2 separate regions of the Homo sapiens genome follow, and region 1 is linked to region 2. Evidence: read pairs that join two places in POLR2A ChIA-PET (ENCODE). Cell type or tissue: HepG2. All regions are shown on one strand. Each heading gives the region's core, and the rest is flanking DNA. Links, peaks and the distances in the headings are about the cores only.

Region 1 (9,169 bases), core at 1,453-6,452, 88 kb before region 2:
CAAAAATTAGCCGGGCATGGTGTTGCTCACCTGTAATCCCAGATACTGGGGCGGTGAGGGGGGTTTGGGGGGAGTGGAGTCAGGCAGGAGAATTGCTTGAACCTGGGAGGCAGATGTTGCAGTGAGCTGAGATCACGCCACTGCACTCCAGCCTGGGTGACAGAGCGAGACTCCATCTCAAATAAAAGACTGCAACTGGCAGAGGGAATAAGCAAAATCAAAGCCTCCCGCCACCCCCCACCACAGTGGTTCTTGAAGGACCGAGCAGTACCAGGGATGTGCAGAGGTCATGTGACTGGGGAGTTCTCCTGGCATGTAGTCCAGGGGGATGGGATGCCCATGAGGCACAGCGCCCTGCCGCATGTGCAGGGAGCACCCCATTGAGAGACATGAGACTTCCTCTGTGCGAGATAGAGACATGGCTGGGGTGTAAGAGAAGCAAGGTCACTCGGGCTACTGTGCTAAGAATAGGAGGCACATTTCTCTGCTTGGCATCTGCTTTGGCATCTGTCCAGCTCCACTGCCACAACTCATCCAGGGCCCATCATTGCTCCCTGGAGCACTTAGCCTCCACCTAGGTTCCCATTTGCCTTTTGCTCCGTCCAATTACTTCTCCATCCTGTGGCACCCAGAGTGGTCCTGTCAAAAATGCAAAATCTCATTCCATCACCACCTTGCTTAAATTTCTTTGGTAGCTCCCACCACTCTGAAGGCAGGAATAAGAATCTTTAGCAGCTCTCCCTCTCCCTCTCCCTCTCCCTCTCCCTCCCTCTCCCTGTCCCCTCTTTCCACGGTCTCCCTCTGATGCCGAGCCAAAGCTGGACTGTACTGCTGCCATCTCGGCTCACTGCAACCTCCCTGCCTGATTCTCCTGCCTCAGCCTGCCGAGTGCCTGCGATTGCAGGCGCGCGCCGCCACGCCTGACTGGTTTTCGTATTTTTTTGGTGGAGACGGGGTTTCGCTGTGTTGGCCGGGCTGGTCTCCAGCTCCTAACAGGGAGTGATCCGCCAGCCTCGGCCTCCCGAGGTGCCGGGATTGCAGACGGATTCTGGTTCACTCAGTGCTCAATGGTGCCCAGGCTGGAGCGCAGTGGCGTGATCTCGGCTCGCTACAACCTCCACCTCCCACCCGCCTGCCTTGGCCTCCCAAAGTGCCGAGATTGCAGCCTCTGCCCGGCCGCCACCCCGTCTGGGAAGTGAGGAGCGTCTCTGCCTGGCCGCCCATCGTCTGGGACGTGAGGAGCCCCTCTGCCTGGCTGCCCAGTCTGGAAAGTGAGGAGCGTCTCTGCCCCACCGCCATCCCATCTAGGAAGTGAGGAGCGTCTCTGCCCGGCAGCCCATCGTCTGAGATGTGGGGAGCGCCTTTGCCCTGCTGCCCCGTCTGGGATGTGAGGAGCGCCTCTACCCAGCCGCGACCCCGTCTGGGAGGTGAGGAGCGTCTCTGCCCGGCCGCCCCGTCTGAGAATCAAGGAGACCCTCCGCCTGGCAACCGCCCCGTCTGAGAAGTGAGGAGCCCCTCCGCCCGGCAGCCACCCCGTCTGGGAAGTGAGGAGCGTCTCCGCCCGGCAGCCACCCCGTCCGGGAGGGAGGTGGGGGTCAGCCCCCGCCAGGCCAGCCGCCCCGTCCGGGAGGGAGGTGGGGGGGTCAGCCCCCCGCCCGGCCAGCCGCCCTGTCCGGGAGGGAGGTGGGGGGGTCAGCCCCCCGCCCGGCCAGCCGCCTCGTCCGGGAGGTGAGGGGCGCCTCTGCCCGGCCGCCCCTACTGGGAAGTGAGGAGCCCCTCTGCCCGGCCACCACCCCATCTGGGAGGTGTACCCAACAGCTCATTGAGAACGGGCCATGATGACAATGGCGGTTTTGTGGAATAGAAAGAGGGGAAAAGCGGGGAAAAGATTGAGAAATCGGATGGTTGCCGTGTCTGTGTAGAAAGAGGTAGACATGGGAGACTCTTCATTTTGTTCTGTACTAAGAAAAATTCTTCTGCCTTGTGATCCTGTTGATCTGTGACCTTACCCCCAACCCTGTGCCCTCTGAAACATGTGCTGTGTCCACTCAGGGTTAAAGGGATTAAGGGCAGTGCAAGTTGTGCTTTGTTAAACAGATGCTTGAAGGCAGCATGCTCGTTAAGAGTCATCACCACTCCCTAATCTCAAGTACCCAGGGACACAAACACTGCGGAAGGCCGCAGGGTCCTCTGCCTAGGAAAACCAGAGACCTTTTTTCACTTGTTTATCTGCTGACCTTCCCTCCACTATTGTCCTATGACCCTGCCAAATACCCCTCTGCGAGAAACACCCAAGAATGATCAATAAAAAAAAAAAAAAAAATAAGGACATGCTTGAAGCCTCCTCAAACCACGAGCAATAAATCCATCCTGCACTCTTGAAAAAAAAAAAAAAAGTATCTTTAGCAGAACCTACCAGGCCTGCCTGCCTCTAGTTCTAGTGTCCCCTACCTTGAGTCTCAGATAAAACATCACTTCCTCTGGGATGCCTTCCTGGATTCTCCCCCCAGAAAATTATGTTTCTCCTGGTCGCTGTTTCCAGCACTTCTCCACGGTAATTCTTAGGACACTGGATACTTGCTATAGCCCCGACCCAACCTGCCACTTCTTTCCGTATGCTCTAACAAGGAAAACCAACCTGCAGGAAATTGATCTGATAAGCCAAGTCCAGGCAAGATATTAATAACTGGTAAAGGAATTAGACACAGCTATACTATACACAGGCCAAATGGCAAGAGAGATGTTGAATCCAAAGTGCTCATGCTATAATGGTGGAATTTAGGCAACAGAACAGGCAGGAGACAAGGGAGGTATTGCTGGGCTTTCTCAGCACCCTTCCAATTATTCTACTCTCTGCATCTTTGATTCAGTCTGAGGAGCTTCATGGTACCCAAGAGAGGTCTGTCCTTCAATCCTAGTTGGAGCTAGAGCCACAGAGAACGAGCCTGTGTGGAAGCCATGGCAAGGAAGTGGAAAGCAAGGCACTCCTAGATCCTCCAACATGCTCTGCAGCACAACCTCTTCTTCAGCTTCCCAGGGTCCCCACCAATGCCCCAGCGCTGGAGAATCATGGCAGCCTGGTCACCAGGGCTGGAAGACCAACTAGTGCTAGGGCTCCCAACCAGGGACCCTTCTCTTGATAGAAAGTGCGTTGCTTTGCTTGCATTATCTAAGAGGCTCTTGACTCCTCAAAAACTCATTAGCTAATAAAACCAATTCGTCTCTCACTTCTTAGGTGGAGAGATGGGTGCCAGAAAAGAAAAGGCCCAAGTACGCATGGCAAATCAAAGCAGAGCCTAGAACTCCAGCTTCTTGCTTCTAGGCCAGGGCCCGTCTCACCATAACTTATCATCCCAGACTATGAGTGAAGCCCCAGGGGGCCAAAGGTAGACAGACTCAGCCCCTGGGCCAGGGCCCCTCACCTCTCCACACCCCTGGACTGGTGCACTGGGGTTACAAGAGATGTTGCACTTCTCATCACCAAGCCGTATCTTGGCTAACAGTTCACAATAACAGGAAGGGGGCCCACACTGAGCACTGGGCAGAGAAGGAGGGAGTCAGGCAGGAGGTTAGAGGACCTTGGCCTGGAGCTGAACACTCATTCCTGGGTCAAAGTTTGCATGCCTTTGCGTGAGAAGCTCTTTGGCTAGGATTCCCTAGTGATCAATACCAGGAGCAGGGGCAGAAGTGCTGGGGAGGGGAAAGGGCTCTGGGCTGGAGAGATCGAGACAGCTGAGAGGCCTTAGCCCAGCAAAATCATCAGCCTAGGGCTTTCAGTGAGCCCTGCTGAAGGCTGTGGGCAAAGGGGACTGGAAGACAAGCAAGATCCACAGCAAACCCCTGCCCCATGGTAGAGATGGGAGTCATACCCTAGACAAGTCCTGTGATGAGTCTGGAGATGCTGCAGGAGCTGTGAGGAGGCTGGGGCAGGAGGGGTGTTAAAGGGATGCTCCCCGGAGAGTGGAGAACTAGAGAAGGCCCCTGGAGTCTAAGGAGCATAGGAAGGGCATTCCTAGCATGGGGAAGAGACACAATGTGAACAACAGATAGTAGTGGGAGGTCGGGGTGAGGCAGTTTGGGTGGATGTGGAGAACTGGGACTTGTCTCCCAATGTGTCCTCTCCCCACCCAGTCATCCCCTTCTCCTACTGAGATCTGAGCCTGAGCATCTTCCCTTCCTCTCCTGCCTGTGCCCAGAGAGCCAGATAGATTGAGTTTGCAGGATACAGGGCTCAGATGGGGCAGCTCTTGGCTCCCTGGCTCTTGGCTGCTATAGTTAGGATGACAGTATTTTCCCAGGACAGTCTAAGCCTGTTGTCATGGAAGAATTGTTAAAAGTGCCCTCTTTCACTCTCAAAAGATCCTGGCTTAGATGATAATAAGTTATATAGTCACCCCAGTGATGGTGGGCATGGGTGGGTTTTGGGGGCCCAGCATCTGTTCTCCCTTCTTTTGGCAATACCACATCAATTGTCCTTTCGGGATCACCTCACCCCTACTCTCAGCCCATAGGGTTACTGTAGCTGACCCACCCCAGGCCAAGCCAATGAGAACCCTATGGGAGTTTCCCAACACCCCCTGCCTTCTGTTGCTCGCCAGAGTGCAGTGGTGCGATCTTGGCTCACTGCAAACTCCACCTCCTGGGTTCAAGCAATTCTTCTGACTCAGCCTCCCAGGTAGCTGGGATTACAGGCGCCTGCTACCACACCCAGCTAATTTTTTTTTTTTTTTTTTGTATTTTTAGTAGAGACGGGGTTTCACCAAGTTGGCCAGGCTGGTCTTGAACTCCTGACCTCAGGTGATCCCCCCTGCCTTGGCCTCCCTGGGATTATAGGCGTGAGCCACCACACCTGGCCCCCTATGGGAGTTTTGATGAAATCATTGGAAAAGAGAGGTTCTCCTTCTGTCAGAGGTGGCTACACTGGCTAGAAAGTAAGTCTGAAGCTGCCAGTAGTCATTTTTTAAGGAAGCCGGCCTTAGAATGATACCTACTCAAGGAAAAGCAGATCTGGGAGATGAGGGGAGGAAGCGGGGGGGAAATTGAAGACATTAAGCCTCTAGATCCAGTTATTCCTGAAGTCAATGAAGTTCACCCATAGAAGGTCCCTGTTAAAAAACCAATATCACCATCACCTCCCCCTTCTCTTCCTGTCTCCCTCTTTTTCCTTCTTCTTCACCCCTGCCTCATTCTCTTCCTCCTCTTCCCTCTCCTCCTCCTCCTCTTCTTTCTTTTCTAGTATGAGGTGGGTTTGGGGGACTTACAACTGCAAGAACACAAACCTGCCAGCCAGGAAGCCTTACCTGGCAGAGCTCTCTGAGTGACTAAAGCCTGGTACTTGCAGGCCCCAAGAAGACCTACCCAGGTTGAACAGAGTCCTAAGAGGTTACTTCTATCTAGCAGCTTCCCACTGGTCTGCTTCTGTACCTAAATGGCCACCATCCGAACCACTGTGGGAGGCAAATTGTATCTCCAGAAGACCCCATGATGGTGTCAAGTTGTTGGCTGGACAGTTCCTGTGAGAGAAGCCATGTGCGTGACATTGTTGATCAGTTGAGTCTGCGCCGTGTCACTGTGCAGTTCCTCCTGCACTCCCAGCAGTCTGGGAGCAGAGCTCACCACCATGGAGGCTGGAGGCTCCTTGGCTCCAAGCAAATAGCCAACAAGGGAAAGGAGGAGAAAACGGAACCCAGAGAGGGTTGCTATGGAAAGGCTATAGACAGGAGCTGTGGCCTTCAGTAGAGGGTCACAGCTAGTGCTCAAAGACCCGCAGAGAAACAGCCTACATGTTCCAACCTCGCTCCATTCGTGCTCTCTGTCCTGCTGGTGACTTCCATGAATGGAACCTAACTGGAAGCCAGGATGCAAAGAGTCCATGAATGCAGCCTGCATAAGTTAGCCCTCTAGGACAGTGGGCAGAGAAGGGTGGAAAGTGAGTCTGGAGAGACAAGTGGAAAGCATCTAGTGCTCTACCCCAGGGCCTTTGCACTTGCTCCTCCCTTCACCAGCAAACTTTTTTTTAAAGCTTGCTTGCATTTATCTTTTCCCCCTTCCCCAATTTTTATTTGTTTATTTTTCATACAAATATATGGGGTACAAGTGCAATTTTGTTACATGCATAGATTGCAAAGTGGTCAGGCCAGGACTTTTAAGGTACCCAAAAGCATTGTACAATTACCCATTAAGTAATTTCTCATCATCCACCTCCTTTACCAGAAAACTCTTCTTTCCCAAAATCCTCATGTCTTACTTCCTCAAATATCACTTTCTCAGTATGCCTTCTCCTATAGTTTTGTTTTTGTTTTTTTGAGACAGTCTCACCGGGTTTGCAGTGGCATGATCTCAGCTCACTGCAACCTCTGCCTCCTGGGTTCAAGCAATTCTCCTGCCTCAGCCTCCCGAGTAGCTGGGATTACAGGTGCCCACCACCATGCTCAGCTAATTTTTGTATTTTTAGTAGAGACGGGATTTCACCATGTTGGCCAGCCTTGTCTCGAACTCCTGACCTCAGGTGATCCACCCTCCTCGGCCTCCCAAAGTGCTGGGATTACAGGTGTGAGTCACCACGCCCAGACTCTCATATAGTTTGGATGTTTGTCTCCTCCAAATCTCACGTTGAAATGTAATCCCCAATGTTGGAGGTGGGGGCTGGTGGGAGGTGATTGGGTCATGGGGTCGGATCCTCATAAATGGTTTAGCACCATCCCCTTGGTGCTAAGTGAGTTCTCACCCTAAGTTCATGTGAGATCCGATTATTTAAAAGTATGTGGCACCTCCCCCTACCCTTGTTCCTGCTTTCTCTTGCACCCGCTTTGCCTTCTGGGATGATTGTAAGGTTCCTGAGGCCCGCACCGGAAGCAGATGCTGCATCCATGCTGGTACTGCCTCCAGAACCATGAGCCAATTACACCTCTTTTCTTTATCAATTACCCAGTCTCAGGTATTCCTTACCTTCCTTGGCCATCCCACCTAAAACTGTTACCCTGACTCATAGTTTCTATCCTTCTCTCTACTTAATTTTATAGCACTTAGAGACTCCAAACATACTGTATATTTTGCGTATTTATGTTGCAGATAGGCTATATCCCTCAACTAAAATGTAAGCTCCAACAGAGCAGGCACTTTGATCTCTTGTGATCAATGCTTCACGAATAGCATCTAGCACATAGCAGATGCTAAATAGATAGTTGTTAAATAATTGAATTTAAGCGTGGCAGGCCCCCAAGTGGGAAAATACACGAGATTTGAAGTGGCAGAGGCCTTGTGTGAGAGTCTGGTTCCTGGTAGGCAGGGCACCAAGTCCAAGACAGTCAGCTGAATGGATCCCCTCAGCTCAGATGCTTTTTTAATGCCTGCTAGATGGGCGTTAATCATTTTGCTCCCAGGAGATAGGTGATCAGGTACACTCCTGCCTTAAGAAGTTCATCTTGGTCTGGCCTAGCTTAGCATCCTGCCTTGTGCCAGCTTCACTCTATCCAAGACCAACATCTGGGCTGGGTCTCACTGCCAACCACATGGCCATGATCCTCAGACTTTCCCAACCTCCTCCAATTTTAAAGTCTCCAGGTTCCTCCCAACAGGATGGCTTCTCTCTACACACCCCAGATACACCACAGTAATCAGGGGAGATCAGGCTCTGCAGCTGCTCTCAGCAGGATTGGGACAAAAATCCTCCATGTTTTGGTGGGTGGGGAAGGGCTATGAAGATCCAGCCTCCGGGATGCTGCCCAGAGAAAGCTGGGGAGCAGGTGGCCCAGAGCTTCTGGACTGACCCTAGATGGAGGGCAGTGGAGATGAAAGGAGATCTTCTTTTTCCTTTCTCTTCTGCCTTTAATAACATCAAATATGATTAATTTAGGTCCATATTATAGATGAGAATTTGACTAATTCTTCTCAGGTTAGCAGTTTATTATTGCACAAATGTTTCCCAAGCCAATGAATTATGAAATAAGCCTTGCAGGGGAATGTTTGAGCTACTGAAGGGCATGTTCGGCATGATCAGAGGAACACTCTGTTTCCAAGTTAGTAATGCCTCTTTACATATAAACACTGATGTTTGTTGATAATGAACATTCATGTCCTCAATCAAAGCAGAGCCTCTGGGGACACTTCTCTATCAGCCAAGTGCTCCTAGAAGTGTTCCGCCCTGGTTAGAATGTGCGCCCCAATTTTCATGTGTTGGAAACATAATCCCAAAATTCATATGTTGATTAAAGGTAGTGAGGGCTTTGGGAAGTAATTAAGATTAGATAAGGTCATCAAGGTGGTACTCCCATGATGAGACTGGAGGCTTTATAAGAAGAGGAAGAGAGACCTGAGCTGACACCACACTCTTGCCCTCTTACCATGTAATGTCCCCCTCTGTGTTTTGGTGTTTTGGCTTGTTTTGTTTGTTTGTTTGTTTGTTTTTGAGATTGAGCCTCACTCTGTCACTCAGGCTGGAGTGCAATGGTGTGATCTCGGCTCACTACAACCACCACCTCCCAGGTTCAAGTGATTCTCTTGCCTCAGCCTCCCAAATAGCTGGGATTACAGGCATGCACCACCACACCCGGCTAATTTTTGCATTTATTCAGTAGAGACGGGGATTTCACCATATTGGCCAGGCTGGTCTGGAACTCCTGATCTCAAGTAATCCACCTACCTCAACCTCCCAAAGTGCTGGGATTACAGGTGTGAGCCACCACGCCTGACCTAGTCAGTGGTATCCTGTTATAGCAACCGAGAACAGACTGAGACATACATGCTCCCATGGTCTTTGCCAAGGAGGTAGCCTATTCAGATCCACTGGGGTGTCCAGCCAGTGAGGGCCACTCAGCCAACTTACGAATCCTTTTCCAACTCAACTGCTCCATCACTTGTAGACACCCAATAGCCCTTCCTCCCAATCTTGATTTTTCCTCCTTAGCACTCACCGCTCTTGTTTTGTCTAGGAACCCTCCATCTTCCTTTCTAGAACTATGTGCTTTAGGGGAAGCTGACCCCAGCCCCAGCCTCACAGAGTGGGTCTTGGCTGATCTGAACCAGTCATTGTTGCCCTGGCTGTCTTGCTGGTGATTTAATTAAACATAGATCTGTGACATGATTCTGGCCAATGATATGGGAAAAAATCTGCTGGGACAACTTTTAGGAGAAGCTTTCTTCACTCTTCAAAGAGACACATGAGAATGAA
Region 2 (9,169 bases), core at 2,755-7,754:
CGCCTGTAATCCCAGCACTTTGGGAGGCCAAGGCGGATGAATCACGAGGTCAAGAGGTTGAAAACCATCCTGGCCAAAATGGTGAAACCCTGACTCTACTAAAAATACAAAAATTAGCTGGGTGTGGTGGCGTGCGCCTGTAGTCCCAGCTCCTCAGGAGGCTGAGGCAGGAGAATTGCTTGAACCTGGGAGGCCAAGGTTGCAGTGAGCTGAGATCCTGCCATTGCACTTCAGCCTGGGCACAGAGCCAGACTCTGGCTCAAAAAAAAAAAAAAAAAAGATGTGAGTTCTGAGAAATGGCACGATTCCTAACTAAAGCCAGGACAAAATATCCCTTTTTTTTTTGTGAGATGGAGTTTCACTCTTGTTGCCCAGGCTGGAGTGCAGTGGTGTGATCTTGGCTCACTGCAACCTTCACCTCCCAGATTCAAGTGATTCTCCTGCCTCAGCCTCCTGAGTAGCTGGGATTACAGGTGTGTGCCACCACACGCAGCTAATTTTTGTTTTTGTTTTTGTTTTTTTTTTTTTGAGACGGAGTCTCGTTCTGTTGCCCAGGCTGGAGTGCAGTGGCGTGATCTCGGCTCACTGCAAGCTCCACCTCCTGGGTTCATGCCATTCTCCTGCCTCAGTCTCCCGAGTAGCTGGGACTACAGGTGCCTGCCACCACCCCCAGCTAATTTTTTGTACTTTTAGTAGAGATGGGGTTTCACCTTGTTAGCCAGGATGGTTTCGATCTCCTGACCTCGTGATCCGCCCGCCTTGGCCTCCCAAAGTGCTGGGATTACAGGCGAGCCACCGCGCCCAGCCTAATTTTTGTATTTTTTAAGTAGAGACGGGTTGTCACCATGTTGGCCAGGCTGGTCTTGAACTACTGACCTCAGATGATCCGCCTGCCTCGGCTTCCCAAAGTGCTGGGATTATAGGCATGAGCCACCGCGCCCAGCCCAAAATATTCCTTTAAGATGATAGGCCCTGTCAGTAGGGTTTCTTCCAGTCCTCCTTCATAGAGACACAGGAGGTAACAAAAAGGTGGGCTGTTTCTCACAGCACCAAGCTGGGCCCTGCTTCAGGACCAGGATGGCAAAACTTATACAACACTCACTGCTATGGGCCTTGCCAAATCTGGGTGTCACAGATCATGTGAGGGAGCAGAGGCACCTTCTCCAAGATCACCCAGTGATGTGTGCATTGTCTGTTCATTCATTCGTTCACCCTGATGTTCCTCTGTGCCCAGCCCAGAGATACCAGGCAGAGTGAGGCTGAAGGAGCCCATGGTCTGGGGCAAGGTCTCACCCACAGGCCTTGTAAGGCTGAAAGCCTTCTGCAAGGATTTCAGAGGCAGTGACAGCTTCCAGAGGCCCTGGGACTTGTGGCCTTGCAGCTCTGAGCCTCCCTACCCCCATCCCTGGCCTTTATAGAGCAAACAGGCTGGATTAGCTGCCTCCAGAACGTCCTGGCAGAGTCTGGGCCCTGGGCCAGGTTCCAGGCTGGCAGGTTGGAGGGTGGGGAGCGAGCTCGAGTAGGGCCTCTGAGTTCCCTGCCCCCAGTTCCTGCCAAGACTGCCTCAGTTTCTCTCCCATTCCTTTTTCCTACCATGCAGGGCTCCTTCCTCCCCGCCCCACCACCGCCAGTGGCAATTCTCACACACATACTCCATCCTGCATTCTTTCATCGCAGTCCTGTGGGCCGGTTCTCACCTTCACATCTTTGCTTTCCTGCTTTCCTCACCTTGGAATGCCCCCTAGGTCCTGTCCACCAGGAAGCTCTGGCCTCATTTGGCCACAGCCTAGAGTCTTGGGCCTTCTTGCAGTTACTCCCTCCTAAAGTGCTCTCCTGTGTTCTGTGGTCTCAGGCACTTCCTTTTTTGTCACAAGGCCTCAGTTTCGTCATCTGAGAAATGGGAAGGGTTAGACACAAATCTCTCTCGTGGTGGAAAAAGCTTGTGCTTTGGAGTCATATGGAGCTGAATTCCATCCAATCCACTTAGTTCCTTAACTTTTATGAGCCTCACCTTCCTCATCTGTTAGATGGGGTCTTATAAAAACAGACAGCACACACTGCGGTGAGGCTTCACTGACGACGTGGATGGTGCTGGCATTCATTGCCCTCCCCAGCAAAGGCCCCTCCAGCTGTGCTGGGCTCTGACTCCTGCTTCCCTGGCTGGCCGCTTATTTAATGGTAGGCCTTGGCATTGTCGCCTTCTCTTCCGGGAGCCCAGCCCGGGCCAAGTGAGAGAGTGAAGGGGGAGATGGGGTGTAGTGGAGCCTGGGGCTTGAGCTGCCCTTGTCCACAGACGCCATCCTGGGCCTGGAGGAAGTGCGGCTGACGCCATCCATGAGGAACCGGAGTGGCGCCGTGTGGAGCAGGGCCTCTGTCCCCTTCTCTGCCTGGGAAGTAGAGGTGCAGATGAGGGTGACGGGACTGGGGCGCCGGGGAGCCCAGGGCATGGTGAGTGTCCTCTCCCAGAGCTGACAGAGCGGGGTGGGTCAGGGAGGCGGGTGATGAGCCCCGGGGTCCCAGTATCCCACACGGTTCCCTGAGCTGAGGGGCTGGGGACCTGCAGGCCGTGTGGTACACCCGGGGCAGGGGCCATGTAGGCTCTGTCCTTGGGGGGCTGGCTTCGTGGGACGGCATCGGGATCTTCTTTGACTCTCCGGCAGAGGATACTCAGGTGCGTAGTGGTCTCCTGCCTGCCAGCCCGCCTGCCCGCTCACACCCTCCCCCTCCCGCCATGTCCGCGGCTCAGGCTGCTTCTCACCTCCCTGCAGGACAGTCCTGCCATCCGTGTGCTGGCCAGCGACGGGCACATCCCCTCTGAGCAGCCTGGGTAAGGGCCTGTCTGGACTGACCACTCACCTCCATTTTTGCACTGGGAGGGGCCCATCCCCCCCATCCGAGCCCCTGCCCCAGCCTCCTCCAGCAGGGGGCCCACCCTGCCGGGCCGCCATACTTGCTGGACTCTCTCACTTAGCCGACGTCCGCCCCCCTGGGGCTTGATTCCTTCGACCCAGCAGCCCCAGGTGAAATGACACAGGCTGGGGCCTGTGATGAGTATCTTTGCTCCCATGATCTCATCCCATCTCCAACACCCTCCATAAGTGGGGGGTTATTCGTCCCATTTACAGGTCAGGACATTGAGCCCAGAGAGGGGAAGGGATGTGCCGTGCGCAGTGCTGAACTTTGAGCCCAGACTTACCCCTGGAGGGTCCTCGCCCTTCCCTGCATAGCTGTCCCTTCCCTTTCCCCTGATGATTTGGCTTCTGTCCCTCCCCGGCCCTACTGCCTCCTCAGTAGCTGGGCCGGTTTGTCAGTGTCTCTCAGCAACCTTCTCTCGGCTCATAACAATTAGAGTAATTGCCTGCATTTATGGAGTGAGCTGATTGTATGCCAGGCACAGCACCAAGCCCTTCTCATTTACTGTCTTAGTTAACCCTCATAACATTGTTATGAGGTCGTTCCAATTACCATCCTCGTTTTAGAGATGGGAACACTGGGGTTTGGAGAGATGAGATGGCTTGCCCAAGGTCACATAGCTCGGGGCACAAACCCAGGTGGCTGCTGTGGTGCTGGCTTCTCCCCTGCCCTGTGCTGCCTCCCTCTTGGCGGAAGGCGGCACTGTCAGACGCTCTGCTGTGAGTAGCCTGAGGTGTCCAGAGACACTCAGCGTTTAACACTCTTCTCCTGACTCCCCAGAGCCTGCCGAGCCGACCTGTCAGGGAGGCAGCCTGGTCACATTGTCCTTGGCTGCCGGGACATGTCCAGGTCATCCGTCCTGAGTCAGCTGCATTCTGAGCCCTGGCAGCTGGGAGAGGAAAAGGAAGCCAGAGGCACAGAGGACTTGGAGTTTAAAAGAAGGAGGAGGGAGAGGCCAGGCACAGTGGCTCACGCCTGTAATCCCAGCATTTTGGGAGGCTGAGGCGGGCTAATCACCTGAGGTCAGGAGTTTGAGACCAGCCTGGCCAACATGGTGAAACCCTGTCTCTACTAAAAATTAAAAAAATTAGCCGGGTGTGGTGGCGAGCACCTGTAATCCCAGCTACTCGGGAGGCTGAGGCAGGAGAACCGCTTGAACCCAGGAGGCAAAGGTTGCAGTGAGCCGAGATCGCGCCACTGCACTCCAGCCAGGGCAACAGAGCAAGACTCCGTCTCAGAAAAAAAAAAAAAAAGAGAGAGAGAAGAAGGAGGGACGTAAGGGTGATAGGACGAGGGTGATAGGTGGGTCGGGGGAATGGAGGGCAGAAACTGTATTGTTGGTCCAGGCCTTTGTCCCCTTAAGGAAGGGCCACAGGGAGGCCCCTGGCCCCTTCTGTAAATCCAAGTCCCAACACTCCGTCAGGCAGGGCTTGCTTCCCCTGCTCCTCTCTCTTCTGCCAAGGGAGCAGGGTACAACAAGGGAGACTCAAGCTAGACAAGGTACATGTCCCATGCCAGCTCGCCCAGCGGAAAGGGAGGTGGCACAGCAAATCTGGGCAGAGTGGCTTCTGGGACTGCCCTCACTGTCCAGGCCTTGAGTCCTGTATATCCTGGCTGGATTCCAACTGCCCACAAGAGTCAGGCATGGTGGCTCACACCTGTAATCCCAGCACTTTGGCAGCCAAGACAGGTGGATCACTTGAGGTCAGGAGTTTGAGACCAGCCTGACCAACAATGTGAAACCCCATCTCTGCTAAAAATACAAAAATTAGCCGGGCATGGTGGTGCATGCCTGTAGTCTCAGCTACTTGGGAGGCTGAGGTGGGAGGATCACTTGAGCCCAGCAGGCAGAAGTTGCAATGAGCCACAACTGCACCACTGCACTCCAGCCTGGGCAGCGACTCTTTCTCAAAAACAAACAAATGAACAAACTGCCCACAGGGATGGAGCTAGCCAAGGGCTGGGCTCCTGTCATTGGGACTTCCGGAACCGGCCACACCCCTTCAGAGCACGGATCACCTACTGGGGGCAGAGGCTGCGCGTGAGTCACCCTTCCTGCTTCTGACAGGGCTCTGAGTTACAGAGCTGCTATGTGTGCGTGCCCACGGCCCCAACACACCAGTGCCTGTGACACCACGTGAGGTCCCTGGCACACACGGGCCAACATCCACAGGGGATCCTCCATCCCTACACAGAATCCTAACACTCACCCAGAGCACATACATGTAAGGGCTCACATGAGACCAGGAGTGCGGGTCACCTCCATGCCATTCTGATACCAAGCCCTAGGGCCACCTGCCATCCCACGGCCAGGGGAGCCAGGGAGTCAGAGGTAGGGACACCCCCCCACTGCTCACTCTCTCCATGTCCCTCAGATGTCCTTGAACAGTGGCCTCACTCCCAGTGATCCAGGTGAGTTCTGTGTGGATGTGGGGCCCCTGCTTTTGGTCCCTGGAGGTTTCTTTGGGGTCTCAGCAGCCACCGGCACCCTGGCAGGTGAGGATCCCACTGGACAGGTAAGAGCAGAAGGGCAGTGATGAATAAATCACCCTCAGCACACCTTCTAAAGAGCACTGGGGTGGCGTCAGCCACTTCACCACATGACCTGGGCTTCTGTGACCCTTGGGAGAAGTCATGTCTGCCTTGAGACTTGCAAGTCTCAAATGGGATAAAACAAGAGAAGCTTTGATTTCAGTGCTGGCCACATAAGTGCCCCTAGCTGTGAGTTGCGGGACAAGTGGAAGACAGACAGCAAAGAGGGGCATTTAGGAAAATGGAGCAAAGAAATGTGACACCATGGAGAGTCCACGGAGGGTCCCACAGCGGGAAAGCTGAGGGCAACCAGAGCGTGGGAGTCCTTGAATGCCAGGACCTTGGTCTGGTTTCTGAGGAGGAGAGTGACATGGTCAGAGCTATGCTGGAAAGGTGGCCACTGTGCAGTTGCTACTACCAGTAGCAGCTGTGCTCTGGGGGCCTAAGAGTGTCAGATGGTCTGCTGCCATGGCTCTAGCCCAGGATGTTTTGGGATCGTCCAGTTCTGCCACAGGGGCCTGCCTCTGACTGAGTGTGAGGTTCAACCCTCACCACCCACCCGTCTACCTGTCAACCCTCACACCTTTCCTAGGAAGTAAGCAAGACAAGCATCAGACGGTGGCCCAAAGTCACCCCTCTTGCCTCGGTGGGATATCATGGCGGTTAGGGTGAAGGCTGAGCGAGGGGGTTGCTGGGTGGAGGGGTCTTACTTCTCCTTCATCTGTCCCCTTCCAGATGATCATGATGTCCTGTCCTTCCTGACCTTCAGCCTGAGTGAGCCCAGCCCAGAGGTGATGCCAGCCCTGGCCTACCTGGGAATGGCAGCCCAGGGACCCTGCCCTCACCCATGTCATGGTGCCCTCAGACCTGCCATTCCAGCCCTTACCTCCACCTGGCCTCTGAGCTCTGCTCAGGCCAGACCTTGTGCAGGGCAGTGCTGCGGGCCAGGGCCGGTGTGTGAGGTCTCGCAGGCTGGCTGGCTCAGGCTGTGACATTACAGTTCAGAGCGATCAGTGCCAGGTCTCAAAAGGTGCAGGGGGCTGTGGGAGCACAGAGGAGGAGTCCCAACCAGCCAGGGGGTCAAGGAAGGCTGCCTGGAGGAGATGAGCTTAAAGGAGCCTCGGACCAGCACATATAGGCTTGAGGCCACAGCAGGGAGGGAAGATGGTGGGGATCTGCGTGAAGGCAGAACTCAGAGGGCTGGAAACTGCAGGGCCAGCTGGCCAGGGAGGAAGGCTGGGCTCGTGGGGAAGCCTGTGGGAAGGCTCCCCTTGCTTCTGGATCTCCCATGGGTTTGGGGCCCGACTTTCTGTCTTCCTCCCCTAGGTTCCCCCTCAGCCCTTCCTGGAGATGCAGCAGCTCCGCCTGGCGAGGCAGCTGGAAGGGCTGTGGGCAAGGCTGGGCTTGGGCACCAGGGAGGATGTAACTCCAAAATCAGACTCTGAAGCTCAAGGAGAAGGTAGGGACCGAGAGAGCGGGCAGGTGGCGCCCATCTGAGTGTCACAGCATCCTCCACCCTTATGACCAGGGGTCCTTTAATCAGTAGGGAAACTGAGGCCTGAGGAGGCCACATCTAAGCAGGCCCTGGGCCCAAGTGTTCTGTGCTATCCCCACCTTACCACTCAGACTCATCTTCCAGGAGAGGGTCTTGGAGGCAGCAGCCACACCTTCTGGCACCCCTCTCCAAGAAGCCACCCCAAAGATAAGATAGGCTGTGTTACCCCACCATGGCTGGCTGCCCATCCCAGCTCTGCCCTAATCCCCAGGGGAAAGGCTCTTTGACCTGGAGGAGACGCTGGGCAGACACCGCCGGATCCTGCAGGCTCTGCGGGGTCTCTCCAAGCAGCTGGCCCAGGCTGAGAGACAATGGAAGAAGCAGCTGGGGCCCCCAGGCCAAGCCAGGCCTGACGGAGGCTGGGTGAGAAGCCCTACAGGCATCCAAGGCTCCACCTGCGGGCCTGAAAGAGGAGCAAGCACTGTAGTCAGCAACTAGTCTCCCCTAAGGCCTGGAGGGAAAGGAAGGCAGGGATGAAATGCTGCAGGTCACAGGATGGGGCAGGGCAGCATGCAGGATGGCATCTCTGCACAAGCAAATGCGCACGGGGCTGGGGCTGAGGCTGGGGCTGGGGAGAGGAGATGCCAGCTATTTGGACTCAGCTCTGTAGATGAATGACAGAAATAGACTAGGTGCTAATTTGCATGTAGCTTCACATGCGATTTGCATAGGGCTTGCTTAATGCTCAGTTGCACCAGAAGCCTCATTGCATCTCCATTGCCATCTGGCTCCTCCCCCAGGGAGTCATAACTCGGGTCATGCCCAGCCTGGGGGCCTGAGAGCTAAACTCAGCCAAGGTGTTAGATACTGGGCAGAGGAGGCCAGCAGCTCTTGTGGGCTTTGCTGGGCTCTGACAGCTCGAGGTTTTAATCTTGTGTCAGAGCAGCTTAGGCTGGGCTGCTAGTGTGGGGAAGAGGGGAGGGGACTTACACTCCAGGGCCAAGCCTCTCTGATCCTATCCCCAGGCCCTGGATGCTTCCTGCCAGATTCCATCCACCCCAGGGAGGGGTGGCCACCTCTCCATGTCACTCAATAAGGTAGGGACCCAAACACTGGGTGTTGACCAGCACTGGCCCCAGCTTGGCTGGTGCTCTGGGAGAACCAGGGCAGAGAGGACTGGGCTGGGCCTCTGCTTCCTTCAGGGGACAGAACCACTTTTAGAAGGGAGACGTATTTTGGCTTGGCATGGTGGCTCACGCGTGTAATCCTAGCACTTTGGGAGGCCAAGGCGGACAGATCACGAGGTCAAAAGACTGACACCATCGGGCAGATCACAAGGTCAAAAGATCGAGACCATCCTGGCCAACATGGTGAAACCCTGTCTCTACTGAAAATACAAAAATTATACAAAAATTAGCTGGGCGTGGTGGCATGCATCTGTAGTCCCAGCTACTTGGGAGGCTGAGGCAGAAGAATCGCTTGAACCCAGGAGGCAGAGGTAGCAGTGAGCTGAGATTGTGCCACTGCACTCCAGCCTGGCCGCAGAGCAAGACTCCATCTCAAATAAATAAATAAGAAGGGAGAAGTATTTTGAGAAAACCCTGAAGTGGCCACTGTTGGGAGGAAACAACCACCCCTGGGGAGAGGGGCGTGAGTGGAGGGGGAATGTGGATGCCCTTATGGATGAGGTCAGAGAAACACAGTGTGTCCAAATAAGGAGGCCCTGGTAATCTGGGAAGGCCTCTGGAAGGAAGAGGCTGCAGTGCCGCTGGGAAGGTGGGCTCTGAGAAGAGAGGGGCTATGTCCTGGGCCCTAGACAAGAGGCTGCCCCTCTGCAGGACTCTGCCAAGGTCGGTGCCCTGCTCCATGGACAGTGGACTCTGCTCCAGGCCCTGCAAGAGATGAGGTAAGGGACTGGGTGGGGACCCCTCCACCACCTTGTTTCTCCGCCTTAAGTTCCTCCATTAGCCCTTCATTCCTTCCATCATTTCCTGAGCGCCCAGCACACAGCCTGTCAATTGGAAGGGCTACTGGTGGAGTTAGGTTTGTTGAGTTGACTTGAATTTAATTGAATCAAGTTTAATGTTTTGCAAGTCCTAGTTAAAAAGCAATTCTCTCCTGGAGAAGCCCATCATGAAGGCCCCCTCAGACACTCCCACCCTCAGGAGGCTTAAGAAATCTGAGCATTCCTTCAATGGCAGCTCCTAGGATGAGGGGCATTTTGTTGGG

Evidence for each region. ChIA-PET counts read pairs that join two places held together with the same protein. Peaks named below come from ENCODE experiments on the same cell type or tissue, not always from the same donor. Only the 100,000 strongest peaks of a DNase experiment are listed, where the experiment ranks them.
Region 1: POLR2A ChIA-PET joins it to region 2 with 6 read pairs; 4 of 35 experiments call an interaction of 5 or more read pairs at or near these places.

Annotation. Positions count from the first base shown.
Region 1 is chr15:74,727,511-74,736,679 of GRCh38, forward strand. No RefSeq gene overlaps it. Among named protein-coding and RNA genes, the nearest start is that of CYP1A1, 6.6 kb to the left of the region's middle. RefSeq lists an enhancer at 1,648-2,376. In HepG2, for the core only: no CTCF peak of the experiment used is centred there; a DNase peak (open chromatin) is centred at 3,601.
Region 2 is chr15:74,813,864-74,823,032 of GRCh38, forward strand. It overlaps LMAN1L (lectin, mannose binding 1 like), which reads left to right. Exons shown (of 14, transcript NM_021819.3): 2 at 2,294-2,448; 3 at 2,564-2,671; 4 at 2,769-2,827; 5 at 4,855-4,954; 6 at 5,289-5,409; 7 at 6,181-6,236; 8 at 6,772-6,904; 9 at 7,212-7,363; 10 at 7,966-8,037; 11 at 8,779-8,846. Among named protein-coding and RNA genes, the nearest start is that of LMAN1L, 5.6 kb to the left of the region's middle. RefSeq lists enhancers at 5,993-6,806, 6,807-7,620, 8,435-9,169. In HepG2, for the core only: a CTCF peak has its summit at 3,611; DNase peaks (open chromatin) are centred at 3,638 and 4,898.